Regions from separate parts of the Homo sapiens genome. Here region 2 is linked to region 1. A link is an interaction called in ENCODE POLR2A ChIA-PET data of the cell type or tissue named here. Cell type or tissue: PC-9. All regions are shown on one strand. Links, peaks and the distances in the headings refer to the core of each region. The heading gives the core; the rest is flanking DNA.

Region 1 (15,155 bases), core at 459-8,458:
CTCTCACTGATCCTGAAAGTGAGGCCCAGGGTGGTTCATTAATTTACTGAAGATTACACAGCCAGTAGAAAGTACTGTATGTCTATAGCTGCCTACCTGCAAGGGCACAGAAAGAAATTCATGTGCATTTTGCATTCCTATTCCATGATCAATTCCTATTTGTCTTATTTTGTTTATCTGATTTTTAAATTTAAATTTTTATTTATTTAGTTATTTTTTGAGACAGGGTCTCATTCTGTCACCCAGGCTGGAATGCAGTGGCACAATCATAGCACAAACTCTTAGGCTCAAATGATCCTCCTGCCTTGGCCTCCCAAAGTGCTAGGATTACAGGTGTGAGCCACCTAAATTTTTTTTTTTTTTTTTTGAGATGGAGTTTCGCTATTGTTGCCCAGGCTGGAGTGCAATGGCGCGATCTCGGCTCACCGCAACCTCCACCTCCCGAGTTCAGGCGATTCTCCTGTCTCAGCCTCCCGAGTAGCTGGGATTACAGGCATGCGCCACCACGCCCGGCTAATTTTGTATTTTTAGTAGAGACAGGGTTTCTCCATGTTGGTCGGGCTGGTCTCCAACTCCCAACCTCAGGTGATCCGCCCACCTTGGCCTCCTAAAGTGCTGAGATTACAGGCATGAGCCACTGTACCTGGCCGAGCCACCGTGCCTGGCCGAGCCACCTAATTTTTTTTAGAGACAGTGTCTGGCTGTTGCCCAGGCTGGAGTGCAGTGGCACAATCATAGCTCACTGCAGCCTTGAACTCTTGGGCTTAAGCAATCCTCCCAGCTCAGCTTCCCGAGTAGTTAGGACTAAGGCATGTGCCACCACACCTAGCTAATTTATATATATATGGTAGAGCCAGTCTCACTGTGTTGCCCAGGCTAGTCTTCAACTTCCAGGCACATGCAGTCCTCCTGTCTTGGCCTCCCAAAGTGCTGGGATTACTGGCATGAGCCACTGTACCCGACCCTGTCTTAATTTGTAATGAGTTTAAATTACCTAGTGGTTAATACTGTCTTTATCCCCACAGATTTCTGAATAAAATGGAAACTACCACCCTCTGGAAACTACCACAGTGGTTCAGTGGCTTCATAGGTCCATTAGGTTTGATCCCAGTGGAAGAAGATTCCATTTCTCTGTCCTTCCAGAAGACCTGGTTTATAACAGTGCATAAGGCTTTTTCTCAAAATAGTTATATACCGCACAAGGAAGAGGTGTGGCTGTTGTGTCACAGGAGACCTAGGGGCCAGGTTTGGGAAAAGTGGTTCCATGTCTTCAGTTGATCAACAAGTATTCAAGTGCTGGCTGTGGTTTCTGAGCTGTAAGGAATCGTGAAAGATAGCATAGAATTTTATGGCTTCATGGAGCTTGAGATGAGAAACTCTAGTGCCAGTATGGAACAGCTTAAAATTGCACAGCACAACAAGTAAAAGTCAGCAGTGAGGGTAGCTTGGTAAAGGCTGGCTTAGCAGGAAGACCACACCAAAGAGGTGGCTCTTGACCTGGGCCTTGGAGGACAAAAAGAGTTGGGCATGCTGAAGGTCAGTGGTCTGAAGATAAAATTATCCCTTGATTCTCACCCCTGTGTTCCCATTACTGAATGTTAGCTCCTTGAGGCAGAGACCTTCGTTTCATTCCCACTAAATTCTTTGAACCTAGAACAGTGCCTGGCACAGTGAGAGTGCCCATTAAATATTTGTGGAATGCCTGAGTGATCCAGTGATCTTGGGCTGGGCAGGATACTAATTGTCTTGGACATGGTTTGGAGTTGGATTAGATCAAGGAAATAGCCAGCCTGGATGCTTCTAGGAGCCGGTCAGGTGAGGAAGGGGAGAGGCAGGCAGGGTGAGTACATTTACTTCCTTTGTATGTGTATGGTGGGGATAAGGGGTGGATGCAACCTAGAGAGCCTCCAGGAGGTGCAGGCAGGCAAGGATCCATTCATTCCACAATGTCTGCTGTGTTCCAGTCCATTGGTACCCTTCAAGGATATGGGCTCAGGGAGGCCACATTCATTTACTCATTGAATGGCTTCTAAGTATTCATGATGGACAAAGGATAACTTGAGCGCGACAGATCATGTGTCTTCTCTCTCACGAAGCTTACATTCTTGATGGAGGAAATACAAGTTGAGTAAAATAAATGAACAGTTTAGGCAGGGCACTGTGAGCAAAATAAAATTGGGCCATATTATAGAGTGTGACTGGGCTAGCCTACTTAGATTCGGAAGTCCAGGGAGGCTTCTTGGAAGAGAGGTATCAGTGTCTGTTTTTCAAGAGATGCCGAAGTCTGGATTTTTATTTGAAATACCCAGATTTTTGGCCGGGCACAGTGGCTCATGCCTGTAATCCCAGCACTTTGGGAGGCCGAGGTGGGCGGATCACCTGAGGTCAGGAGTTCAAGACCAGCCTAGCCAATATGGTGAAACCCCATCTCTACTAAAAATACAAAAATTAGCCGGGCATGGTGGTACACGCCTATAGTCCCAGCAACCCAGGAGGCAGAGACAGGAGAATCACTTGAACCTGGGAGGCAGAGGTTGCAGTAAGCTGAGATCATGCCACTGCACTCCAGCCTAGGCAACAGAATGAGACTCTGTCTAAAAAAAAAAAAAAAAAAAATGCTGGACACGGTGGCTCACACCTATAATCCCAGCACTTTGGGAGGCCGAGGCGGGTGGATCACCTGAGGTTGGGAGTTTGAGACCAGCCTGACCAACATGGAGAAACCCCGTCTCTACTAAAAATACAAAATTAGCCGGGCGTCGTGGCACATGCCTGTAATCCCAGCTACTCAGGAGGCTAAGGCAGGAGAATTGCTTGAACCCGGGAGGCAGAGGTTGCAGTGAGCCGAGATCGCGCCATTGCACTCCAGCCTGGGCAACAAGAGCAAGACTCTGTCTCAAAAAAAAAAAAAAAAAGAAAGAAAGAAAGAAATACCCAGATTTTTATATGTTGGCTCATTTAAAAAAAAAGTACTATAGGCACCCAATAAAGCATGTGTGCTAGTTGATCTCTGGGGTCTTGTACTACTGCAGAACGTCCTGTTGTCCCAGGCCCCCAGGTTTCCCATAATAGAGTAAGTCTACCATTTCATTTTGTGTTATATATCTCTATTTTGAGAAAGGGCCTCATGTGCCATTACACACCAGGTCTTCTGGAAGGGCAGCAAGGTGGGATCCTCTTCCACTGGGATCAGGAAAGAAACAGTCATGGAGGTGACCTTTTTGCTGGGTCCAAATAGATGGGTGGCAGGAGCAGCCTGACAAGTATGTGGGAGGAGTTAGAACAAGCTGCCTTTGGAAATGAAAGTTTACTAGAGATTTCTTGGAATATAGTGTGTGTGAGGAAACAGTAGAAGATGAGGTCTGAGAGGTGAGGTGGAGCTAAATTGTACTGTAGATGCAAGGTGTTTTATGGAAGATAGGGAATTGTTGAAGATTTTCAAGTAGGGGGTGACATATTAATCATGGGTTTTTAAGAAAATTGAATTGTGGGCTGGGCTCAGTGGCTCATGCCTGTAATCCTAGCATTTTGGTAGGCCGAGGAGGGTGGATCACCCGAGGTCAGGAGTTCGAGACCAGCTTGGCCAACATGGTGAAACCCCATTTCTACTAAAGATGCAAAAATTAGCCGGGCATGATGGTGGGCACCTGTAACCCCAGCTACCTGGGAAGCTGAGGCAGGAGAATCGCTTGAACCTGGGAGGCGGAGGTTGCAGTGAACCCAGATTGTGCCACTGTACTCCAGCCTAGGTGACAGAGCAAGACCTTGTCTCAAAAAAATAAAAGAGAAAGAAAAGAAAATTGAACGGTGGTGATAGGCAAGGAAGATTGGAGGCAGGGAGGCCAATTAGGAAACTGTAGCCATCCAGGTGTGAGGTGATGAAGGGTGACAAATTTGGATGGGAAGTGGCCCTCATTCAAATACCTTTCCATGGCACTGACTTGGGCCTCTGCTTGCTTCTCCCTGCAGAAACCCAGTTTGACAGAGTACCCTGCAGTACCTGGCACTGACTAGGTGTTCTGTAAAGGTGTGTCTGATGAGGAAAGGAAAGCACCTCAAGTTCAGTCTGAGTGTTCACACCATTGGGAAGGTTGGAGTGGCCAACTGGGTGAGCAAGGAGTGAGTGTTGGGGATGTGACAGGACATGTCCTCACTGAAGGCTTGTCCCTGAAGGCAGAGCAGAGGGAGAATTCTAAGATCCCATTAAGACTTTGAGCCTGGAGCACTGGGGGAGTTAGGAGTCAGCAGAAAGAGCTGGTTAGGGGAAATGATGAAAATTTATCTTAATTGTGCTGAAATTGGGGTGCCTGGGGGTCATCCATTAGGAAATGAGATGTAGATACTTAGGAGAAGGTAAAACTGGGATGGAGATTGAAGAGAGTCACTGCTGAGTCAAGAGGAGAGAACTGGGAGATTAGAGGTTAGGAAAGTGTTAGCTTTTCAAGGAGTAGTCTGTAGATGGTGGAGACAATGCCACAGAGAACAACAAGGATGACAAGGCCATGCAAGGAGTCGTGGGACTTGGTATTAGGAGGCCAAACCTTGCCAGAACAGTCAGATGAGGGAATCCAAGGCAGAAAGGAAGCAGGGGTGAGTGGGAGATGGGCAGGTGGAAGCAAGTAGTTCTCTTTGGAGAAAGTAGAATAATTTTTTCAATGAGCTGATCTACTTTCTGTCTTGATGAGTTTGCCTGTTCTGGACAACTCATAAATGGAATCAGACAGGTAGCATAATATTGCTTAGGTTCATCATGTTGCAGTGTAGTGTTCCATTGCATGGACACACCGCATTCTGTTTTATCTACTCTTCAGTTGGTGGACATTTGGGCCGTTTCCACTCTGGCTACATTATGAATGAAGCTGCTACAAACTTGTGTACAAGTTGCTGTGTGGACATATATGTTCATTTCTCTTGGGTAGATCTTCTACATTTTTTGTTGTTTATGTTTTCCAAGAGCTTATAATAAATAGTCCCATTTATTCACATGCTTAGTTTCTTTTTTTTTTTTTTTTTTTTTGAGACGGAGTCTCACTCTGTCGCCCAGGCTGAAGTGCAGTGGCGCGGTCTCAGCTCACTGCAGCCTCTGCCTCCTGGGTTCAGGCAGTTCTCTGCCTCAGCCTCCCAAGTAGCTGGGATTATAGGCACCCACCTCCACACCCAGCTAATTTTTTGTATTTTTAGTAGAGACGGGGTTTCACCATCTTGGCCAGGCTGGTCTTGAACTCCTGTCCTTGTGATCCACCCGACTCGGTCTCCCAAAGTGCTGGGATTACAGACGTGAGCCACCGCGCCCGGCCCACATGCTTAGTTTCTATGTTCCTGTAACTAATTTGCCCTAAATCTTGTGACAGAAACTTGCAATGTGGTGGTCAGTTCCTTTCTTTCCTGTCCCATCTGATGGCTATGGTTTAGGTCTGCTCTCCCTTCACTTATCTTGGGACAACCCCTAACCATCACCCTTGGGGGCAATGTTGAAGCTCTTCTTTCCCAGTTCTTGATTTTTACTCACTTATTTTAGTGGAGCACATCCTCCAGTGGCTTCCTGAGAAAGAGTACATTTAGGTAACTCTTCGAGGCCTTGCCTGTCTAAAAACATCTTTCTACCAACCTCATTCCACTTTGGTAGTTTGGCTGAGTTTAGAATTTTAGGTTGGACAGAGTTTTATGTCAGAATTTTGAAGGCATTGTCTGATTATCTTCTTGCTTCTAGTAGAGAAATCTGATGCCATTTCCATTCTTGATCCTTTGTGTGACCTGTTTTCTTCTCTGGAAGCTTTTGGGATCCTGTCTTTATGTTCTGAATTCCATGACAACGTGCCTTGATGTGACTGGGCCGACAGTCACTGTCCCAACTTGTTGGGGCTCTGGAGAGCTGTGTCTGATACCTGAATTCATGCAGTCCCCCTGCCATCAGCCTCCTTGTCACCTGAGCCTGCAGAGGAACTTCCAGTACCTGAGCCTTTCCATGGCACTGATTTGGGCCTCTGCTTGCTTCTCTCTGCAGACACCCAGTTTCATCTTTGGCAGAGTATCCTGCATGCAGTACCTGGCACTGAATAGGCACTCTGTAAAGGTGTGTCTAATGAGGGAAGGAAAGCACCTCAAGTTCAGTCTGGGTGTTCACACCATTGGGAAAGTTGGAGTGGCCAACTGGCTGAGCTAGGAGTGAGTGTTGGGGATGGTTGTGGTCAGCACACCCCTAGGAGGTGGAGGTGGGAGAAGAGTGGAAACTGACTTCACATTTCTCCAGGGAGGGATGCTTTGGAAAAACTGCTCAGTGAGATGAAGCACAGATCTGCTTTTCATCCCTTTTGTACCTTTTTAAAGACATAAGGTATGTTTTGACACTGGAGTATATATGAGGGTTGCTAACGTTTGGGTTGAAAGAGCTGCTGTTGTCCACAGCTTATTTATTTTCCACCCATTTTTGTCTCCTGGTCTCATCCAGTTACATTTCCTGGGATATGTTTTTGGAGGTTGCTCAGATCACGGCACTAGAGTCCCTTTGGGTTTCTCCTCCCTCCTCTGTCTATTTGGCCTCGCCCTTGACAAACATTCCCCACATTCACACCCAGGCCTTTGGCCTAATGTTCTTGAATGCTGCTTGCCTCTCATTGAATAGGCTTTTATGTAGCTCTCATATTCAGTTCATATTTTGGCATTTTAAAAAATATATATTTTTGCTTCTTTCTCAACTAGATCATTTCACTCCTCAAATTTGTAATTAAAAAAAGGAAATTCTCAAGCAGTTTTATTCAATTAGAACTTTGCAAATATCAAATTGTCCGTATCCTTCTGGATTCTCGTCTGAACATTGCTTATCTGCGTACATATCACAGTGTTTTCACATAGGGATTGCTGTATGTTGAAGTAGTTGAGGTGTAATAGCCATATAATCTAATGTGATCCATCTGAATAGGCAAACCCTTGCACACCTGTGTACCTGTTGAACATTTTCATCATTTGCAGTTTTTTCTTAACATAAGCACTGTTCTGAATACTTGTGAACAAGTCACTTGGGAGTTTGTTCATGGGCGTGTATCTTCCAAAGAGGAGTCTTCAAGTTCAGCTGGGTAACACACTATCAGCTGTAGCCCTTTCATTTTAAAAACATTTCCAGTGCTGCAAATTACTATGGTGATTGGGAATTACAACTTGGAAATATTTTTATTTTTTTAAAAGATAGTACATTCATATGAATCAAAATAAAATACATAAAAAGGTACTATGAAAAGTCTTGCTCCCGGCCCTACCCACTATCTGCGTAGTCCCACCGCTCCCTCACAAGTAATTAAATTTTTAGTTTCTTTTACCTGCTTCAAAATGTATTTGTTATTACAAAAGAAGCTAATAACAAATATTGATTTTAGTTTTTGCTTTGCTTTCCTTTTTGACTGAAAAAGTTAGCATGCTATAAGCCCTGTTCTTCTGTGCCTTGCCTTTTCCTTTCTGCTTACCAATGTATCTTATAGATCATCCCAGACTTTTTCACTGCTGCATGGTTTTCCATTTGATGATGCCCTGTAATTTATTCATCCAGTCCTTTTTTGATGGACATCTGAAGGTATTTTCAGTCTTCTGCTATTAAAAACAATGCTGCGAATAGCTTTGTAAATTCTTCCTTTCACACATGTGCAAGTCTAGAGGCAGGAGCGGTTACCAGAAGTGGGATTGTTGGATCAAAGCCAGGGTGGTGCTGTCTCCGACATAGTTGTCGCAAGAATCCAGTTAGGTAAAACATAAGAGGGGCTGGTCACAGTGGCTCATGCCTATAATCCCAGCACTTGGGGAGGCCGAGCCGGGTGAATCATGGGGTCAGGAGATCAAGACCATCCTGGCTAACATGGTGAAACCCTGTCTCGACTAAAAAATACAAAAAATTAGCCGGGCGTGGTGGCATGAGCCTGTAATCCCAGCTACGTGGGAGGCTGAGGCAGGAGAATCGCTTGAATCCAGGAGGTGGAGGTTGCAGTGAGCTGAAATCGCACCACTGTATTCTAGCTGGGACACCAGAGCGAGACGTCCGTCTCAAAAAAAAAAAAAAGATTATAATGGAGCTATTGCCATACCATCTAGGTGTGTGTAAGTATACTCTGTGATGTTTGCACAATGAAGCAGTTGCCTAATGACACATTTCTCAGAATGAATCCTGTTGTCAAGTGACACATGACTTTATTTGATAATGAATACAAGACCATTTCATCTTGATCCCAGATAGATACATTGAGATGCATTGATGTTCTCTAAGTGAACGTGACTCATCCTGTTCTTTATTAGTTATTGACTGTTTCCGTAGTCACCTCTACTTTTTGATCGTTCACCAGGTTTTGAAATCACTGTGTAGGCAGCACCCACTATGCAGTTCAAAACTTTATGTAGGCCTGTTTTGTACTGGGCTCCAGGTTCAGTGCTGGCAAATAAACAAGTTCCTTGTTCTCACAGAATGTGTATGGCCTTGGGTGCCAGGCACCGTTCCATGCCTTAACCTACATTCGTCTCATAATACGTTTTTGCATGCAATCTTTTCTTCAATTCTGTGGTATGCTGCAGGTGAAGAAACTGAGGCATAGATCACGTAGCTTGTAAGTGATGGAACAGTGGCCTAAATCCAACATGTGCAACTTTAGAACCCATGTATTTTTCCTCTGTCCCATGCCCTGTCTGATGTAAGCAGGCTTCTAAGTTGCAAATACCAGGTGGTGTGGTGTGCTTTGAAGCTATTTATTCAACATGTGTTTATCAAGAAGTGTCTGTCCAGGCGCAGTAGCTCATACCTGTAATCCTAGCACTTTGGGAGGCCAAGATGAGAGGATCCCTTGAGCCCAGGAGTTTGAGACTAGCCTGGGCAACATACCTGGACAACATAGTGAGACCCCATTTCTGTAAAAAAAAAAAAAATACAAAAATTAGCCAGGCTTGGTGGCACCAGCCTGTAGTCCCAACTACTTGGGAGGCTGAGGTGGGAGGATCACTTGAGCCTAAGAGGCTGAAGATACAGTGAGTCAAGATCACACCACTGCACTTCAGCCTCGTCAACAGAGCGAGACCCTGTCTCAAAAAAAAAAAAATACATACACACACACACACACACACACACACACACACGTATATGTATATATATTTTTTAAATTAAGAAAAAATGTCTGCTCTATGCTGGACACTTAAAGTGACTTCCCCTGGGTCCTAGGGTACTTTCTGAGCCTTAATTTCCTCTGTAAGGTGGGGGTTGGGTACCTTAGCTCACTTAGTTCTTGCAGCACCTATGATGTAGCTAAGGTACAAAAAAGGAAGAGGACAGGACCTAACCTCTTTTGGCTCTATTTAAAAATGAATGAGGAACTGAATGAACTTCAGTTTGCACATTGATGTAGGACTAGGGGACCTGTTTTTAGAATATGTTTGGAAATGTTTATTTTTTCCTTTTGAAATGGCTTTTGTAGGTGTGGTAGTGGGACACAGAGGAGCAGTCACAGAGTGTGGTGCAAGTGACCACAAAATTAAGGGTTAAACTTTGTTGACATGATGGAATTTTTTAGAGTAGCAGAATCCCAGAGCCTGTGCCTTAAGGTAAGGCTCCCTGGGGAACTTTGTTTAGAAATGAATCCTAAACTATCGAAGGGCTTGCAAACTAGAAAATTTCTGCATATCTCAGGCCTTGAGAATTGCTAATGGATATGTATCTAAATGTCCCTTACAAGCTTGCTCCTCCACGTGGCCCTGTGGAACAGGTCTGTTGGGTTCAGGATCTAGTTTGGAACAGTGATGAAATTTCGAGCTGCTGAACCAGATATGGAACTGCTTTGCTAACCTGGTGTCTGCCCAGCTTAAGCCCCCTCCATCCCACAGCTGTGAAAGGAAATCATGCTTCTTCCCAAGTGCTAACATTCCTGTGAGGCCTTACACTTTACCCAAGTCCTCCTGATACATTTGTCTTCCTAATAAGTGCTATAAAATTGAGGCTTGATTTCCACCCCCACCCCCCACCCCCACAAGAGTCCTGCTCTGTCGCCCAGGCTAGGGTGCAGTGGCACGATCTCTGCTCACTGCGACCTCTGCCTCCTGGGTTCAAGCAATTCTCCTGTCTCCTGTAATCCCGAGTAGCTGGGATTACAGGTGTGTGCCACTATGCCAGGCTAATTTTTGTATTTTTAGTAAAGATGAGGTTTCAACATGTTGGCCATGCTGGTCTTGAACTCCTTACCTCGTGATCCACCTGCCTTGGCCTCCCAAAGTGCTGCGATTACAGGTGTGAGCCACTGCGCCTGCCCATGGCTTGATTTTTATGCCCATTTTCCATGGACATAGATGAAGGCACTGAGACAGAGAAATTAGATGATTTGCCAATGCTTCCTATGCTGATGACGGGGAATGAACTTGGATTTTCTGATGTGGGATTCCATATTCTTCGCTGTCCTATGAAAATGAGGTGGGAGATGCCTTGATTCAGGAAGCCTGTCTGTCTAGGAGCCCCTTCTCTGGTCAAAAGTTGTTTTTAAAAAATCCTTGCTGCATTTCAACGTGAATGAGTATCCACTGTATTCATAGCACAGTGCTAGAAGCTGTTAGAGTTGAATGAAATGGCCTCTGCTTTCAGGGAGCTAACATGTAAACATCCAGTCATAATACATGGGAAAATACAACAGAGGCTATAACAGAGGAACAACTCTAAATCTTTGGAGGACTGAGGAAGGGAATTAGAAAAATCTTCACAAGGACTTTGGCATTTGGGCTGAATTGTGAAGGGTGAGTAAATAGGATTTTAGAAGGTAAAGGAGCAGGCATGGTGTTTATTTAGATAGATTTAGACAAAGTTGGGAATAATTTGGCATGCTCTAGGAATATGTGTGTCAGAGTACTGCATAGGACAGAGGTTCTCAAACTTGAATGTGTCTATGAACTCCCAGGGTATACCCCCAAAGATCTGAATGTGGAAGGTCTGGGATGTTGTCCAACAGGAACACCTAACTAGTGGAGGGGGCAGGATCAGAGGAGCCTTCTCAGGGATAAGCTGAGGTCTTAAAGGGGTGGAAGGAGAGAGCAGCTGTGTTCCAGGCTGAGTGAACAGCCATTTTGAAGGGCTTGACCAGTGCTGGTGCTCGAGTGTCTGGGTTTTGTGTAGACCACACTCTTGATAACTGTGCTGTTCGTTATCTTCCACAAACAGGGTTTTGGTCAGGTGCCTCCTTGCTTCAGTGTGTTCTTTATCAGTCAGGATTCTTGGTGATAAGCAGCAGAAACCGCTTCTATCTAGCTTGAACAGAAAAGGATTTGTTAGAAGGGTGGTTCTTGGAGTGACTAGAAAAGCTGGAGAGCCAATTTGGAAAATGGGCCAGAACCAAGGAGGCTCCTGCTTAGTACTCCTCCGCCTTCATGATCTGTATATTGTCTCTGCTTTCCTGGGTCATTCCCTCAAGGGTCGCACTCCTGGTGGGAGGATGCATTAATCAGAGCTGACTGGCAGGAAACCTTCCCTCACATGAGGACTGCCCAATGGGGATTCTCCAAAGGAAGATCAGGGTGCTAATGGGAGGGTCGGGTCTGATGATGGACAAATGGAACAAAAGTGGCAAATGCCCACCATGTATTCTGTGCCTTTCCTTGCCTCTGAAATAAAAGCAGTTTCTGCCGCCAAATATACATGGTAGCATTAAGTCAGGCCTTTCACAGGCAGCTCCATCTCTCCATTTTGCACCGTGCTGTCTCTACTTCAGCAGCTGGCAGGACATTTCCTGATACTGTGGTTTTGCTCAAACTATTTCCTTTGCCTGGAATACCCTTCCCTCTCTCTAATTTATAAACCCTTTTCATCCGTTAAGCTCGGTTTTCACTGCCTGCCAGGATGGATCAGTCCTTTCTCTGCTCTCTGACAGCCCTTTCTTTGTGAGGCACTTGTCTGTTCTTGCCCTTGTCGCAGTTTATGGAGTTGGTTAGGTTTCTCTTTCTTCTCTGTGAGCATGGGAGATGGGAAGAAAACGAATACTTTTCAGTCTTTGCCCTGTGCGGAGTTCCACACAAGGCACATAGGATCCTCCAGCTCCCAGCCCAGAGTACATAGTGTATGCAAATTTGAGTGGATGTTTGTATTTGTAGCGTGATTTGATAACCTGCTTTGCAAGTATTCTTTTTCTCTTTAGTTTTAGGGAGATTTGGGGGCATGGTAATGGATGGAAGGGTAAGATGGTGGGATGTTGGGGTCTTTCATTTTTGCCTGAATGGTTTAAGGGCTGAAAAAGGTTGAGATCTCTTGCTTTGTAGACTCTGCCCCCAGGAGGAGGACAGTTCAGGTGAAGTGGCTTGTGCCTGATTTTGTTGGCAGTGGGTCACCTGAAATGTGAAATGTGAGGGCCTCCTTTTGCAGAACAGGGTCATGCAGGATCAGTTCCTTGGAGTCTCACTCTGCATCTCACTCAATTTTGTAGTCTCCTGCTAAAAGAGAGTGAAAGAGGGAACAGTATGATGCCAGGGCAGCAGCAGGTGAAGAGCTGGGAGATACAGGAAAGACCTGGGATGACACATCCTTCTCTGTCTGAGCTTGGGGCATTCACTCTACTCATTCGTGAATGAAGCACTTACTGAGCACCTGTCCAGTGTCAGGCTGTCTTTGGTGATATCCGTATGATGATAGAACCAAAGCATCTGCATTATGTGGTAGCTAAGAGCTTGACTTTAAATCCCAGCTCCACCACCTGCTGACTGGGTGACATTAGACAAGTTACTTAGCCTCTGAGTGCCTCATTTTCCTTACCTGTAAAGTGGAGATGATAATGGCATCTACCTCAAAGTGTCATTGAGATTAAACGAAATTTGTGTAAAGTGTTTAATTGCTGATACATAGTAAGAGCTCAGCAAATGTTAATTCCTGTACTTTTTAAAAATTATTACTACTAATTTGCTCAGTTTTTCTTCTTGATTGTTGTTCTCAAAGTCTGTTTCTTTTATTTATTTTCATTATTATTATTATTTTTTTTTTTTTGAGACGGAGTCTCGCTCTGTCGCCCAGGCTGGAGTGCAGTGGCGCAAACTCGGCTCAGTGCAAGCTCCGCCTCCCGGGTTCATGGCATTCTCCTGCCTCAGCTTCCCGAGTAGCTGGGACTACAGGCGCCCGCCACCACGCCCAGCTAATTTTTTTTTGTATTTTTATTTATTTATTATTATTATACTTTGAGTTTTAGGGTACATGTGCACAATGTGCAGGTTAGTTACATATGTATACATGTGCAGTGCTGGTGCGCTGTACCCACTAACTCGTCATCTAGCATTAGGTATATCTCCCAATGCTATCCCTCCCTCCTCCCCCTGTATTTTTTTAGTAGAGACGGAGTTTCACCGTGTTAGCCAGGATGATCTCAATCTCCTGACCTCATGATCCGCCCACCGTGGCCTCCCAAAGTGCTGGGATTACAGGCGTGAGCCACCGCGCCTGGCCTTCAAAGTCTGTTTTTAATAGAGCAGTCATTTAAAAATAATAAGTGGGATAAGAGAGACAGCCTTTCAAACATGGGATGACAAGAATCTGATGTCTGTGTTTTAGCATTAGGCAAGGATTGGAGTCCCTGGCTGCAGCAAGGGTGGGGCTCTTGCATGGGTCGGGACTCTGGTTGATTGCAGCATCGTAGAGCCTAACTGCTGGGAGGTGGGGCAACCCCAGCGAGAAACTCCTAGGAGGAAGCACCTCCCTGTGGTGGTTGGGGCAACTTGTGGAGCAGGGTGCTTGAGAAAAGAGCACAGGGCTTAGAGGAAGGAGTAAGGCTCCTATCTCTGTCTGCTACTCGCTCCCCACCTGCCTGAGATGGTGTGCAGGTCACCCCCTCTTTGGACTTGGACTTTTCTTCCTGTGTAAAAACCACCACCAAGACCGCTTTTCAAGCACTTACTGCCAGGCACTCACTATCCCAGGTGATTTACATATATTAACTCACTTAAAACAGTGCTTGAAATGGCTACCTCACAGGGTGATTTTGAAGATTATATAACACAGTGTGTGAAAGTAGAAGTGTTAAAAGGAAAAATAAGGGAGCCACAGTGTTAATGAAGTTATTTTCCAGTAAAAAAAATCATGTTTAAACTTTGTATATGAATATATACATACGTATATATACACTGAAGTAAATAGTACTGAAAACAGCAACAACAGCTTTTTAAGCAACATTCCAGCAGGTTCCTCTTGTACCATGTATCCCTTTTTATCCTAACACTTTGCATGCAGTCCTGGCAGATTTATTATTTATTTATTTATTTATTTATTTTTTGGAGATGGGGTCTCACTGTGTTGCCCAGGCTGGAGTGCAATGGCGCGATCTCAGCTACTGCAAACTCTGCCTTCCAGATTCAAGCGATTCTCCTGCCTCAGCCTCCCAAGTAGCTGGGATTACAGGTGCTTGCCGCCACGCCCGGCTAACTTTTGTATTTTTAGAGAAATGGGGTTTCACCATGTTACCAGGCCAGGCTGGTCTTGAACTCCTGACTTCAGGTGATCCTCCCGCCTTAGCCTCCCAAAGTGCTGGGATTACAGGTGTGAGCCACCGCACCCGCCCCAACAGATGTTTTTACAGAGGTTTTCTACCATAACATGTGCCTCTTGAAGGCATTTATTTTTGTATCTGGCACATAGTAGGATCTCAGTTAATGTTTCTTGAATGCGTGTCTTAAGGGATGTATCTTTTATTAAAATGTATACTTAAAAAGAGAGAGATTGTTCTAGAAAACAGCATCTTGTCAAGGCATATGGTCTCATTTGAAGAATAATTTAATAATTTGGATAGGAAGGTATACTTGTAAAATACAGCCAGTCAAAAATACCTTTTCCCCATTCCCCTTGATGCGTCCATTACATACATGTTCACCCTGAGATTGATCTTCCATCAGCATTGAAATGAACATTGAAAGTAATAAGATGGGCCGGGCTTGGTGACTCACGCCTGTAATCCCAGCACTTTGGGAGGCGGAGGTGGGTGGATCACGAGGTCAGGAGATCGAGACCATCCTGACTAACATGGTGAAACCCCATCTCTGTTAAAAAAATACAAAAAATTAGCCGGGCGTAGTGGCACACACCTGTAGTCCCAGCTACTCGGGAGGCTGAGGCGAGAGAATCGCTTTAACCTGGGAGGCGGAGTTTGCAGTGAGCCGAGATTACCCCACTGCACTCTAGCCTG
Region 2 (15,155 bases), core at 3,877-11,876, 79 kb before region 1:
TCTGTAGGTTGTATTGAATCTAACGTGGTAAGGATCTTATTCCTGGTGATACTTGGATGGGTACCTGTCACATCAAAACTGGGAGAGGCCTGGTGCAGTGGCTCATGGCTGTAATCCCAGCACTTTGGGAGGCCAAGATGGGAGGATTGCTTGAAGCCAGCAGTTCAAGATCAACTTGGGCAGCATAGCAAGACCCTGGTCTCTACAATTTTTTTTTTTTTTTTGAGATGGAGTCTTGCTCTGTCACCCAGGCTGGAGTGCAGTGGTACAATCTTGGCTCACTGCAACAACCGCCTCCTGGGTTCAAGCAATTCTCCTGCCTCAGCACCTGAATAGCTGGGATTACAGGTGCTTGCCACCATTCCTGGCTAATTTTTGTGTTTTTAGTAGAGATGGCCAGACTGGTCTCAAACTCCTGACTTGAGGTGATCCGCCCGCCTTGGCCTCCCAGAGTGCTGGGATTACAGGCGTGAGCCACCGTGGCTGGCCACAAAAGTTTTGTGTTGTTTTTTTTTTAATTAGCCAGACCTGGTGGTAACACACCTTTAGTCCCAGATACTCAGGAGGCTGAGGCGAGAGGATCCTTGAGCTTATGAGGTCAAAGCAGCAGTGAGCTATGATCGCATCCCACTCTAGCCTGGACGACAGAGTGAGACCTTGTTTCTAAAAAAACACAAAAAGCCCCAAAAAACGCTTTCAGAGATCATTTGTTTAACCTCTTATTTAAATGAGGAAACTGGCCGGGTTTCCTCCGCCTTCTGAGTTCAAGTGATTCTCCTGCCTCAGCTTCCTGAGTAGCTAGGATTACAGGTGTGTGCCACCACGCCAGGCTAATTTTGTATTTTTAGTAGAGACAGGGTTTCACCATGTTGGTCAGGCTGGTCTAGAACTCCTGACCTCAGGTGATCCACCAGCCTCAGCCTCCCAAAGTGCTAGAATTACAGGCATAAGCCACTGTGCCCAGCCCCATATTTACTTTTCATAGCCACCTTAAGACCTCCTCTGCCACGGCCATGGCTAGAATTTCACTAGCCTCTGGCACAAAGCAGTGGTGCCCAGGCATATGGCAGGGATAATGCTCTCCCAGCCAAAGTAGCAATGTCATCTCTTCTATTCTTTCTTCTTCTCCCTCTAAGTCACTCAGCCCTAAACCAGGTGTGTTCCAATTTCCTCTACTATATGTGCCTCAACCTTCTCTCAGCTCCAGAGAAGACAGGACCACCTTCCAAAGAAGGTAAGATGCTACAATTTGACCACTCATGTGGCCTGTGCTGGTCTTTAGAGTCTGGGTGCCTTGCTGATTGACTAGATAGTGAGTTAGTACAGCCACGAGATTTCTTTGCCTGAGGCTGCCCAGAGGAATCGGAGTGATGCAATTATAGGTTGATTCCTAGGGATATGAAGTAATAGAACTGGAAAATGATGGAACCCAAGGCTCCTGGCACCTTAGAGTTGAGAAGGATCCTAATGTTCATCAAGTCCAGTTCCTTCTTCCTGACAGTCTCCTCTGCAACATCCCCATACCATAGGCCTCAGGAGTCCAGTGTTCACTATAGCATTAATAGTGTGTTCTATTTCTTCATTCATTCAAGTAGTGTTTCTTTTTTCTTTTTCTTTTTCTTTTTGTTTTTCTTTTATTTTAAGACAGTCTCGCTCTGTTGCCCAGGCTGGAGTGCAGTGGCATGATCTCAGCTCACTGCAACCTCTGCCTTCCAGGTTCAAGTGAGTCTCCTGCCTCAGCCTCCCAAGTAGCTGGGATTACAGGCTCCTGCCACCACGCCTGGCTAATTTTTGCATTTTTAGTAGAGACGGGCCTTCACCATGTTGGCCATGCTGGTTTCAAACTCCTGACCTCAGGTAATCTGCCTCGGCCTCCCAAAGTGCTGAGATTACAGATGTGAGCTACCGTGCCCAGCCAAGAGGTGTTTCTTGAGCACCTGTTGTGTGTCAGACTCCATTCCAGGTGCTGGTGAAAGAGCCAGGGATACAAAGCCCTGCTGTCATAAATTGAAACAGGCAGGCAATAAGCAAATGCATACTATGTCAGAGATCCATAGGCACTATGAAGAAAATAAAACTGGGCAAAAGGATAGAGAGTGATAGAAGGAGGAGAGAGACATGTTAGATAGGGTGGTCAGGGAAGGCCTCCATGTGGAAGTGGTATGTGAGCAGAGGTCTGAGTCAAGTAAAGGAAAGCCATGCAGAATCTAGGCAGGAGGAACAGCAGCTGCAGGGCTGAGAGCTGGAAGTTTTTCCTCTTGTTGAACATTCATTGAGCTTCTGCTACCTGCCAGGGGAGGCCTAGGTACTGCTGTGGATAGAGCGATTATAACAGTATGTTATTTGCCCTGAGGGGTTCCTCTATCTTAGACCTGTCTCCTGATATAATAGAAAACAGTTTAATAATTGTTTCATCATTCATTCAACAAATATACCTCTGTGGGTAAGACCTAGTTCTGGCTCTTTTCCCCCTTATTATATTTGTGAAGATTCTGTGTCCTCTCCCCCACTCTCTACACCTGCTGCTCTCTTTTATCTTTCCCAGACATCATGCTGAGAGGGAGCAAAGCCCAGGTGAGCATTTTTATTGCTTCCAACATAGCTTGGCTACTGGTTCTCTCACTATGCTGGCTACTCCTTTCTGCAATCTCCCTGTTAAGGCATGATCTGGCCTGCAGAGAGAATAGCATGATTTCTGCCATGTAGCCTAAGACTATTGGCAGTCACATCACCATCACCTCTCATGCTCATAAGTGCCTGCTCCACTGCTTCTGGCAGTTCCCTTGCTTGTCAAACCAAGGGGAGCCCCACACATCTCCTGCCTTAAACACTGGGGCTTCTTAAATCTCATTGTGCCAGGAAATGCAGCACATCTCTCATAACATTCAGACTGCTTTCTTTTATATATCAGGAGAAAGGCAGGTGGATGTGTGTGGCTGAAGGATATTTGTTTCATTATTATTATATTGATGAGAGCATGCTTTGGTGGACAAGCACTGAACTTGGAATTAGGAGAGCTGACCTGGCTCTGCTACCAAATTGCTGTGGGACATGCGCTATCCTCACCCTCTGCTTGCCCAGGACTTGGCCCTGGCAGGATGGATTCTTTCGGTTGACCTTCAACTGAGGTCCTGTCTTTCAATCTCTCATCCACTCACTGCTGGAAGGATTATCTGAAAACAAAGTCTTAACATCTTAACTCCCCTGGCTTTCAGCTGTGGTCTCCACACATCAGTCTGTGGAGTAGTGTCAAATAGTGATGAAGTTTTCTCTGGTCCATGGTGAAATGTGGAACATAAGGATAAAGTTGACTTTATTTAGGTTTTTTTGTTTGTTTTGTTTTTTGAGGCAGAGTCTCAGTCTGTTGCCCAGGCTGGAGTTGAGTGATGTCAGCTCACTGCAACCTCCACCTCCCAGATTCAAGTGATTCTTGTGTCTCAGCCTCACGAATAGCTGGGACTACAAGCATATGTCACCATGCCCAGGTGATTTTTTTGTATTTTTAGTAGAGATGGGGTTTTGCCATGTTGGCCAGGCTGGTCTTGAACTCCTGGCCTCAAACAATCTACCTGCCTTGGACTCCAAAGTGCTAGGATTACAGGTGTGAGCCACCGCACCTGGCCTTTATTCAAATTTTAAACTCTGAAGTCAGTCTTTTTCTTTCCTTTTTTTTTGTTTTGGGACAGCGTCTTGTTCTGTTGCCCAGGCTGGAGTGCAGTGGCGTGATCTCGGCTCATTGCAACCTCCACCTCCCGGGTTCAAGCAATTCTCCTGCGTCAGCTTCCTGAGTAGCTAGGACTACAGGCACTTGCCACCACGCTTGTCTAATTTTTGTATTTTTAATAGAGACAGGGTTTTGCCATGTTGGCCAGGCTGGTCTCGAACTCCTGACCTCAGGTGATCCACCTGCCTTGGTTTCCCAAAGTGCTGGCATTACCGGCTTGAGCCACCACGCCTATCCTTCTTTCCTGTTCTTTTGGTATTAAAATATTCTTTCTTTTATGAAACCGTTTTCGTAAGAAATCTAGAAGTCTCTGCCCTCAGGATGAAGTCCCAATTCCTTAAGTGGCATTTGCTTAAAGGTCTTTCACAGTCCAACTGCAGATTACATCACATAGTTCCCCAGCTTCTGACACCCCACATCTATTCACTGACTATCCAGTGACACTGAATGGAAACATGGCATGTCTTCTCATGCCTTCAGGCCTCTGAACACCTTGCTTCCTTTTCTCTTTTCTCCTGTCGCTGCCTCTTTTCTCCTCACCCTCCACAGTTTGTTTCTTTCTTTCTTTCTTTTTTTGAGACGGAGTCTCGCTCTGTCGCCCATGCTGGAGTGCAGTGACATGATCTCGGCTCACTGCAGGCTCCGCCTTCTGGGTTCACGCCATTCTCCTGCCTCAGCCTCCCAAGTAGCTGGGACTACAGGGGCCCGCCACCTCGCCTGGCTATTTTTTTGTATTTTTAGTAGAGACGGGTTTTCACCGTGTTAGCCAGGATGGTCTTGATCTCGTGACCTCGTGATCCGCCAGCCTCGGCCTCCCAAAGCTTGCTTTCTTTTTTCTGAGATGGAGTTTCGCGCTTGTCATTCAGGCTGGAGTGCAATGGTGCCATCTCAGCTCACTGCAACCTCTGCCTCCCAGGTTCAAGCGATTCTCCCACCTCAGCCTCCCAAGTAGCTGGGATTACAGGCGCCCGCCATCATAGCCGGCTAATTTTTGTATTTTTGTAGGGACGGGGTTTCACTATGTTGGCCAAGCTGGTCTTGAACTCCTGACCTCAGGTGATATACCCTCCTCAGCCTCCCAAAGTGCTGGGATTACAGCCTGGCCCACAGTTTCTTCCTCTTTGACCTTTCCTTCCCCATGCCAGGCAGCCTGAGTCACTCCCTCCTCAATATAGCGCTGATCACATGTCCTGCAATTGCCTGTCTCATTATGTGTCTCTTCCCATCAGCTGCCAGTTCCTGGAGGTAGGGCCTGGGTCTCACAGCCTGTCCTGAGTAGTAGCCACTCAATGAACATATGTCAAATGAATGAAAGAATGAATGTTTTTGGGAGGCCAAGGTGGGTGAATCACCTGAGGTCAGGAGTTTGAGACCAGCCTGGCCAACATGGCAAAACCCTGCCTCTACTAAAAATACAAAAAATTAGCTGGGCGTGGTGGTGGGTGCCTGTAATCACAGCTACTTGGGAGGCTGAGGCAGGAGAATTGCTTGAACCCAGAACGGGGAGGTTGCAGTGAGCCGAGATCATGCCATTGCACTCCAGCATGGGCAACAGAGCGAGACTCTGTCAAAAGAAAAACAAAACAAAAAAGGAATGAACGTTAATTTTTGAGACATATCCATGTCCTTCTGCTTGTGAAGTTTAGTCTTTCCCGGTAGGTTGAACCTTGCTCAAAGGAAGAGGAGCCTCTGATTTCCTTATTTCCCACTATACTGCATTTACCCTTGCTGCCCTGTGCAGTACTCTGCATGTAGTAGGTACTAATGTGCTGATTACCTGTTCTTCTATGTTCTCTGTGTGGCTTTCCTCTACTTATTCCCTCCCTAGAACTCTCTGCAGTGTCTGAGCTCCTGCAGCATGGGCTGCCCCAGATAAGCAGCAGGAGCCCTGAAAGCCTTGCCTTCCTGTCTGATCGCCAGTACATGGAGGGAGCTGCTCGCCAGAGACAGTACTGCATCCTGCTCCTCTTCTACTTGGCCTACATCCATGAAGACAGGTCAGTGCACAGAGGTGGGTGGCTGGTGGTGGGTCTTGGGACCTTCATCAGCAGTTCAGTTCAATAAATAAGGGCATCTCTCCAAGCCTGATGCTGGGCACTGGGGACACGGGGATAAGTAAGAAATGGGTTGTGTCCCTGAGAGGCTCATATCTTAGAAGTGGGTTAGAACAGGTGGGTAGACACTGTGCTGAGAGACAGAGGCCTAGAAAGCCAGTGAGTATTCCTTGCTATCCTTGAGGGTGTTGTTTGTCCACAGAAAAAAACTTCAGTAGGTTACTTTGGTTTTAATCATTACTGTTCAATTTATTACATTTTTAAAATCATGGCTGGGCATGGTGGCTCACGCCTGTAATCCCAATGCTTTGGGAGGCCAAGGTGGGCTGATCAGTTGAGGTCAGGAGTTCGAGACCAGCCTGGCCAACATGGCGAAACCCTGTCTCCACAAAACATACAAAAATTAGCCGGGCATGGTGTTGCACACCTGTAATCCCAGCTACTCTGGAGGCTGAGACAGGAGAATTGCTTGAACCCAGGAGACAGAGGTTGCAGTGAGCCAAGATTGTGCCACTGCACTCCAGCCTGGGTGACAGAGTGAGTGAGACTCCATTTCAAAAAGGATATAAAAATAAAAATAAAAGGGCTGTTCTTTCTTAAGCTGTAAGAAATAATTTGTTGGGCCGGGTGCAGTGGCTCACACCTGTAATCCCAGCACTTTGGGAGGCCGAGGCGGGTGGATCACCTGAGGTCAGGAGTTTGAGACCAGCCTGACCAACAAGGTGAAACCCTGTCTCTACTAAAAATACAAAAATCAGGCCGGGCGCGGTGGCTTACTCCTGTAATCCCAGCTCTTTGGGAGGCCGAGATGGGCAGATCACGAGGTCAGGAGATCGAGACCATCATGGCTAACAAGGTAAAACCCCGTCTCTACTAAAAATACAAAAAAATTAGCTGGGCATGGTGGTGGGTGCCTGTAGTCCCAGCTACTCGGGAGGCTGAGGCAGGAGAATGGTGTGAACCCGGGAGGCAGAGCTCTCAGTGAGCCGAGATCGTGCCACTGCACTCCAGCCTGGGCGACAGAGCGAGACTCCGTCTCAAAAAATAAATAAATAAATAAATAAATAAATAAAAATAAAAATACAAAAATCAGCCGGGCATGGTGGCAGGCGCCTGTAGTCCCAGCTACTCGGGAGGCTGAGACAGGAGAATTGCTTGAACCCAGGAGGTGGAGGTTGGAGTGAGCCAAGCTCATGCCACTGCACTCCAGCCTGGGTGTCAGAGTGAGTGAGACTCCATCTCAAAAAGGATATAAAAATAAAAGGACTGTTCTTTCTTAAGCCGTAAGAAATAATTTATTGGGCCGGGTACGGTGGCTCACATCTGTAATCCCAGCACTTTGGGAGGCCGAGGCGGGTGGATCACCTGAGGTCAGGAGTTTGAGACCAGCCTGACCAACAAGGTGAAACCCCATCTCTACTAAAAATACAAAAATCAGGCCGGGTGCAGTGGCTCACTCCTGTAATCCCAGCTCTTTGGGAGGCCGAGATGGGTGGATTACGAGGTCAGGAGATCGAGACCATCATGGCTAACACGGTGAAACCCCGTCTCTACTAAAAATACAAAAAAATTAGCCGGGCGTGGTGGTGGGTGCCTGTAGTCCCAGCTACTCGGGAGGCTGAGGCAGGAGAATGGCGTGAACCTGGGAGGCAGAGCTTGCAGTGAGCTGAGATCGCGCCACTGCACTCCAGCCTGGGCGACAGAGAGAGACTCTGTCTCAAAAAAAAATAAAAAAAAGAATAAAAAAAATAAAAATGAAAATACAAAAATCATCCGGGCGTGGTGGCAGGCGCCTGTAGTCCCAGCTACTGGGGAGGCTTAGACAGGAGAATTGCTTGAACCCGGGAGGCGGAGGTTGCAGTGAGCTGAGATCGTGCCACTGCACTCCAGCCTCGGTGACGGAGTGATACTCTGTCTCAAAAAATAAATAATTAATTAATAATAATAATTTATTGGCTGGGTGTAGTAGGACGAGCCGTAGACAGAACCTCTCAGACACCGAATTGTAGAAGGAAGGGCTTTATTCAGCTGGGAGCATTGGCAAGCTACTGCCTTAAAATCTGAGCTCTCCAAGTGCACAATTTCTGTCCCTTTCAAGGGCTCACAGCACTAAAGATTTCACATGAAAGGGTCGTGATTGATTTGAGCAAGCAAGGGGTACGTGGCAGGGGCTGCATGCACCGGCGGTCAGAGTGAAACAGAACAGAGCAGGGAGTTTCACAGTGTTCTTCCATACAATGCCTGAAATATATGTGTAACATCGGGTTCTAAGTCATGAGTTGATTTTTAACCGCTAGGTTTAAGCCAGGCAGGCCCAGGCCTGGTTTTGGGCCTGGCGCCGGGCTGCCTGGCTTTGATTTCACTTCTTTGTTTTTTTTCTTAAAACAGGTACTGAGTAGAAAACAATATAAAACAATATGAGAGGGTCTGTCTCTTCCCTCACGGGTGCGGTGGCTTACACCTGTAATCTCAGCACTTTGGAAGGCTGAGGTAGGTGGATCACCTGAGTTCAGGAGTTCAAGACCAACATGACCAACATGGTGAAACCCAGTCTCTACTAAAAATACAAAATTAGCTGAGTGTGGTGGCGAGCGTCTGTAATCCCAGCTACTGGGGAGGCTGAGGCAGGAGAATCACTTGAACTTGGAAGGCAGAGGTTGCAATGAGCTGATATTGTGCCATTGCACTCCAGCTTGGGCGACAGAGTGAGACTCAGTGTTTTTTTTTTGTTTTTTTTTTTTTGAGACGGAGACTCACTCTGTCGCCCAGGCTGGAGTGCAGTGGCCCAATCTCGGCTCACTGCAAGCTCTGCCTCCCGGGTTCACGCCATTCTCCTGCCTCAGCCTCCTGAGTAGCTGGAAATTCAGGTGCCCGCTACCACGCCCGGCTAATTTTTTGTATTTTTAGTATAGACGGAGTTTCACTGTGTTAGCCAGGATGGTCTGGATCTCCTGACCTCGTGATCTGCCCGCCTCGGCCTCCCAAAGTGCTGGGATTACAGGCGTGAGCCACTGCGCCCGGCCGACTCAGTCTTAAAAGAAAAAAAAAATTATTAAGGTAAAATTTACACAACATAAGCTTGACCATTTTAAAGTGAACAATTCAGTGGTATTTAATAGTACCTTTAAAATGCACAACCACCACCTTCATCTAGTTCTAGAACATTTCCATCACTGCAAAGCTGTCACTTCCGTTCCTCCTCCCCAGCTCCTGGCAATCAACAATCTGTTCTGTCTCTTTGGAGTTACCTATTCTGAATATTTCACATAGATGGAATCATACAGTGTGTGACTTTTTGTGTCTGGCTTCTTCCACTTAGCATATCATTTTAGAAGTCCATCCAGTGAGCATAATGTTTGTACCGTGTATCAGTACTTCATTCCTTTTATGGCTGATTAATATACCTTTGTATGTATACACCATAATTTGCTTTTATTCACCTATTGGTGGACATTTGGGCCTATCCACCTTTTGGCTATTGTGAATAGTGCTGTTGTAAACATGTGTGTACATGTATTTGTTTGAGTAGTGTTTTTAATTCTTTTTGGGTATATTCTCAATCCTCTCACCTTGGCCTCCTCAAATGCTACCATTACAGGCGTGAGCCACTGCACCTGGCCTCCTGTTTGCTGTCTTTTCGCTTTCTTTTCTTTCTTTCTTCCTTTCCTTTCCATTCCTGTCCTGTCCTATCCTGTCCTTTCCTCTTTTCCCTCCCCTCCCTTCACCTCCCTTCCTCTTACTTCCCCTCCCCTACTCTACCCTCCCTTTTTCCTTACCTTCCCCTTCCCCCTTCCTCTCCTTTCCTTTTGTATCTTGCTCTCTTACCCAGGCTGAATTGCAGTAGCACAATCATGGCTCGCTGCAGCCTCAACCTCCTGGGCTCCAGCGATCCTCCCATCTCAGCCTCCCATGTAGCTGGGACTATAGGCATGCGTCTACACAACCAGCTAATTTAACTGATTTTTTTTTTTTTTTTTGTAGAGAAGAGGTCTGACTATGTTGCCTAGGCTGGTCTCGAACTCCTGGCCTCAAGCAGTTCTCCCACCACAGCCTCCCAGAGTGCTGGGACTCTAGGCATGAGCCATCACACCTGGCCGTTTTCACTTTCTTAGTGGTATCTTTTAAGCACAAATGTTTTTAATTTTGATGACCTCTAATTTATCCATTTTTTTCTTTTGTCATTTATGCTTTTGGTGTTATATCTGTTAAATACACCACTGTTTAATGATAAATACAAGAAGAGAGGGGTGGAGCAGCTGCCAGAGCAGGGCCTTCTGAACCCCAGCAGTAGCACCCTTCTCTTTAACACTGCTGGTCCAGCTGGCAGATAGCTCACCTCCCAAGTGTGAATGAGGAGTATTTGGCCCCTAACTGAGCCTTGCACAAGGCACAGAACAATGTGATGTATATATATGGCAGTGCTTTGTAAGTATGTATAGCACACTGTTTGTCTAAGATGTCATTAGGCTGTGGGCATATTGGGGCAGGACAGTGGGCTGAGGAAGGATGCGGCCAGGCAGAATAGAAGAGCCCAGTGGCCTGCCAACTCTGCCTTTCTCACTCAGGCTTTTCTTGGTTGACAGGTTTGTCTCAGAGGCAGAGTTATTTGAGGCTGTGCAAAGCTTCCTCCTGTCGCTGCAGGACCAGGGCGAGCGCCCCCCACTGGTGGTCTTCAAAGCCTCCATCTATCTGCTTGCAATCTGCCAGGACAAAGACAATACACTACGTGAGGTATGGACCACAATGCCTGGGCTCCTTGTCCTTCTGTACCTCTTTACATTAGTGTTCCCTGGGAGACCATGATGATGATAGTGTATAGACAAGCGGGTGGTAGAGAGAGACAAAGCGGAGGTGTTAGGAGTGTGGAGAGGAGTAGGATGCAGACTCATACAGAGCCTGTATAATTTACCTAATTATCTCAGCCTTCCTGGGAGGAAGAGATTATTTGCATTCTACAGATAAGAAAATCGGGACTGAGGCTGGGCACGGTGGCTCACGTCTATAATCCCAGCACTTTGGGAGGCTGAGGTGGGCGGATCACTTGAGTTCGGGAGTGCAATGGTGTGATTTCGGCTCACTGCAACCTCCACCTTCTGGGTTCAAGCGATTCTCCTGCCTCAGCCAGGAGTTCAAGACCAGCCTGGGCAACATAGTAAGACCTTGTCTCTACAAAATATTAAAAATTAAAAAAAAACAACAACTCTTTGGTCACCTTTGGAGGATGCTATGCAACAAACTCATGTTTTTGAAAACTGGTAACCACAGGAAAAGAATCAAGCACTTAACCTATGTTTCCTATGTAATCTAATCTAACCCTTCAGAGTAACTGAATAGTTAATGAGGGGAAGTTTCCTTTTTTTTTTTTTTTTTTTTTGAGACGGAGTCTCGCTCTGTCACCCAGGCTGGAGTGCAGTGGCAGGATCGCTGTGGCAGGATCGCTGCTGACCACAACCTCCACCTCCTGGGTTCACGCCATTCTCCTGCCTCAGCCTCCTGAATAGCTGGGACTACTGGCGCCCGCCACCACACCCGGCTAATTTTTTGTATTTTTAGTAGAGACGGGGTTTCATCCTGTTAGCCAGGATGGTCTCAATCTCCTGACCTCGTGATCTGCCCGCCTCGGCCTCCCAAAGTGCTGGGATTACAGGCGTGAGCCACCGTGCCCGGCTGGAAGTTTCCTTTTATACAAGTATTTAAGTTAATAAACAGATAATGACAGAACTAGAATATTATTGTTTTGTAATCCCTAATTAATTAGTGGATCTAGGCAATGATCACCAGTGGCTGCTACTAGCACAAAGAGAGAGACAACAGGACATTGTGTGCCCAGGTGTGTCTTACTTGAAAACCCATTCACTTCCACTATGCCTTTCTGTTTCCACTCAAATTAAACCAGGTCTACTCTCATCACATTTGCCTCAACAGTAATCAAAAAGAGGCAAAATTAATAGTCAATGGAGGAAGAGTGCCTTTAGCTTTAGACTGAAGGGTCCACACTAAGGAACAGAAGCAATATTCTATGAAATAGGTGAGAGGTTCAGTGATGAATCAGACGTGGTCCTTGATTCCAGGAGTTTATAAGGAAGCTGGAGAGAGAAAACTTGTCCACACACAACCACCACGAAAGTGATCCAATAGCCTAATTAACAATGATCTGAGTCCCAGCAATCCACTTTCTTTAATAAACTGTTACCAGAAGAAGATACCAATACCTTAGAGCTCTTTGCTCCTGTACCAACCAGAGGTGGTACTAAGGAATGAGCCTTAGGAGTCAGTCAAGTCTGAGCTGGAGTCCGACTCCCGCATCAGTTAACTGTGTGACCTAGAGAAAGTTACTTGAACTTCAGTCTTGATTTTTTTTTTCAGAATACTAATAATGTTCATGACCTGAGAAGCCTTTGCTTCAAAATGAAAAGTTCTAATAATTGAACAACCAAGAGTCTTGCTCTTGTTTCCCAGGCTGGAGTGCAATGGCGCCATCTTGGCTCACTGTAACCTCCGCTTCCCAGGTTCAAGCAATTCTCCTGCCTCAGCCTCCCGAGTAGCTGGGATTACAGTGGGATTATAGGCATGTGCCACCACGCCCAGCTAATTATTGTATTTTTAGTAGAGACGGGTTTTCAACATGTTGGTCAGGCTGGTCTCTAACTCCTGACCTCAGGCGATCCACCCACCTCAGCCTTTCAAAGTGCTGGGATTACAGGCATGAGCCACCGTGCCCAGCCAGAAAATTTTTAAAAATTGGCCAGGTATGGTGGTGCGCACCTGTGGTCCCAGCTACTGGGAAGGCTGAGGTGGGAGGATTACTTGAGCGCAAGAGGTCGAGGCTGCAGTGAGCCATGTTCATGCCACCGCACTCCAGCCTGGGTGACAGAGTAAGACGTTGTCTCAAAAAATAAGATAAAATTTAGTATAAATATATAAAGGGCAACATACAATCACAACTTGATTTTTCTACTCAATTTTATTTTGATATTATTTCATCTTACAAAAAAATTTCAAGAACAGTTCAAAGACACCGATTAGCCAGATTCACCAATTTTTATTTTTATCTCATTTGCATTCTCTCTCTTCCCATCCCCACCCCCTTATTCTTTTTTTCTGAACCACTTGAAAATAATTTTCAGAGAGTCATTTTATTCATAAATACTTCAATTTGTATTTCCTAAGAATTAGGACTTTCTCTGTTACATAATCAGTGTACAGTGATCAAAATCAAGAAATTTAACATTGTATATAATATTGTGTAATCCTTAGTCATCAATAGTCAAATTTCACTATACCAAAATGTTCTTTTTTTTTTTTTTTTTTTTTTTTTAGACGGAGTCTTGCTCTGTCGCCAGGCTAGAGAGTGCAGTGGCGTGATCTCGGCTCACTGCAACCTCCGCCTCCCGGGTTCATACCATTCTCCTGCCTCAGCCTCCTGAGTAGCTGGGATTACAGGCACCCGCCACCATGCCTGACTAATTTTTTGTATTTCTTAGTAGAGACGGGGTTTCACCGTATTAGCCAGGATGGTCTTGATCTGCCCGCCTCGGCCTCCCAAAGTGCTGGGATTACAGGCATGAGCCACCGTGCCGGCCATACGGTTTTTGTTTTTTGAGACAGAGTTTTGCTCTGTCGCCCAAGCTGGAGTGCAGTGGCGCGATCTCTGCTCACTGCAACCTCTGCCTCGGGTTCAAGCAATTATCCTGCCTCAGTGCCCCAAGTAGCTGGGATTACAGGTGCGTGCCACCATGCCTGGCTAATTTTTGTGTTCTTAGTAGAGACAGGGTTTCACCATGTTGGCCAGGCTGGTCTCGAACTCCTGACCTTCTGATCCACCCGCCTCAGCCTTCCAAAGTGCTGGGATTACAGGTGTGAGCCACCGTGCCTGGCTTACAATTCCTTCTATATTTTTTAGTTGGAATTCTACTGTATGGACGTTTTCTTTCTTTTTATTATTCATTTTACTCAATATTATTATTATTTTTCGAGACAGGGTCTTGCTCTGTCACCCAGACTGGAGTGCAGTGGTGTGATCACAACTCCCTGCAGGCTTGACCTCCTGAGCTCAAGCAATATTCCCACCTCAGCTTCCTGAGTAGCTGGTACCACAGGCATGCACCACTGCATATGCCTGGCTAATTATTTTTATTTCCTGTAGAGACGGACTGGTCTCAAACTCCTGGGCTCAGGCAATCCCCCTGCCTTAGCCTCCCAAAGTGCTAGGATTACAGGTGTGAGCCACTGCTCCTGTCTCCAGTATTATTTTTGAGAATTACTCGTGTAGATTCACGTTGCCCTAGTTTATCAGGAAGTTGTTCTGATTAGAGTGAAAAGAAAGGTTAGAAGGGAGGTGAAAGAGTTTAGAAGGCAGAACAGGGACCATCAAGCTACTGGAGGCAGGGAAGCTCTTTGTTCTGGGCAGCTGGTTGGGCTAAAGAGGTGTGGGTAGAGGAGCACCCTCCATGGTCACTGAGGTCCTTGGTGAGCAATGGGACTGCCTAGATGAGGTAGTGCTGCAAGGGGCACCTTCAGGAGGCTCGTGGACGTCTTCCCCATAAAATTTGCCTGCTAGCTCCCAGGCCTTTCCTTGGCTTCTGTCTCTGATGTCACCTTCTTTATGTGGTATCTTTATGAAAAGGCTTCCTTGGTACCATTTACCTGTGAATGCCCTTTATGTAGAAGCAGGGTAACCTTGTATACATGCATTGTGCAGAAAGGCAGGACTCCTGGGTCCACATTCTCGTTCTGTTGCTAATGTTCTGGGCCTTCCTGGCGAGATCTCCTTCCCTTTCTGGGCCTTGGGCAGAGTTATCTCTGAGATCCTTTCTGATTCTCATGGTCTTTGAGCCTTTGTGGAAGCAGTGGAGGAGATACACACTGATGTGTGTTAAGGTATGTGTCTGAGGATCCCCAATAGCCAGAGTGTGGGTGTCTCTGTGGGGATGGATATTTCAGAGTGTCAGGCCTTACTTATGCCTGGAAACTCTTCCTTTTCAGCAACTTCATTGCAGTTTGATCAGCATTTCCTAAGCTGTTGAACACAACTCTATGCCGATGATTTTTTATTTGCTTCTCAACATTTCAGCTACTCAACCAATGTGGATTGACCACTTGACATGAGCTAGGTACCATGTGGGGCCCTGTCAGGTCTGAAATGAATCAAACAAGTTCCTTGCCCTCAGAGAACACAAGTTTGTCAGGAGAGACAAAAAGATCTCCTATGGGTCAGGCAGCTACAGTAATGAGTGCTCTCCTGGAGCTGGGGGACTGGTCAAGAACCAGCAAAGCATTATATAGCATCAGGAGAGGCTTTGTGGAGGAGATGGAGGAGGTGAAGGGAGAACTTTGAAGCTGAGAGCAGAGTATGATTTAATGTACAGAAGTGGGAA

The links. ChIA-PET counts read pairs that join two places held together with the same protein. Peaks named below come from ENCODE experiments on the same cell type or tissue, not always from the same donor. Only the 100,000 strongest peaks of a DNase experiment are listed, where the experiment ranks them.
Region 2: POLR2A ChIA-PET joins it to region 1 with 12 read pairs; 5 of 35 experiments call an interaction of 5 or more read pairs at or near these places.

The regions. Positions count from the first base shown.
Region 1 is chr22:41,834,961-41,850,115 of GRCh38, forward strand. All of the region lies in intron 1 of SREBF2 (sterol regulatory element binding transcription factor 2), which reads left to right. Among named protein-coding and RNA genes, the nearest start is that of SREBF2-AS1, 7.9 kb to the left of the region's middle. RefSeq lists enhancers at 61-562, 563-1,062, 11,504-12,304. In PC-9, for the core only: no CTCF peak of the experiment used is centred there; DNase peaks (open chromatin) are centred at 6,551 and 8,121; H3K4me3 peaks cover 1,559 bases; H3K27ac peaks cover 4,644 bases.
Region 2 is chr22:41,752,813-41,767,967 of GRCh38, forward strand. MEI1 (meiotic double-stranded break formation protein 1) reads left to right here. Exons shown (of 31, transcript NM_152513.4): 17 at 1,137-1,234; 18 at 5,553-5,721; 19 at 10,362-10,509. Among named protein-coding and RNA genes, the nearest start is that of CCDC134, 40 kb to the right of the region's middle. RefSeq lists an enhancer at 1-11. In PC-9, for the core only: CTCF peaks have their summits at 10,459 (motif pointing left) and 10,662; no DNase peak of the experiment used is centred there.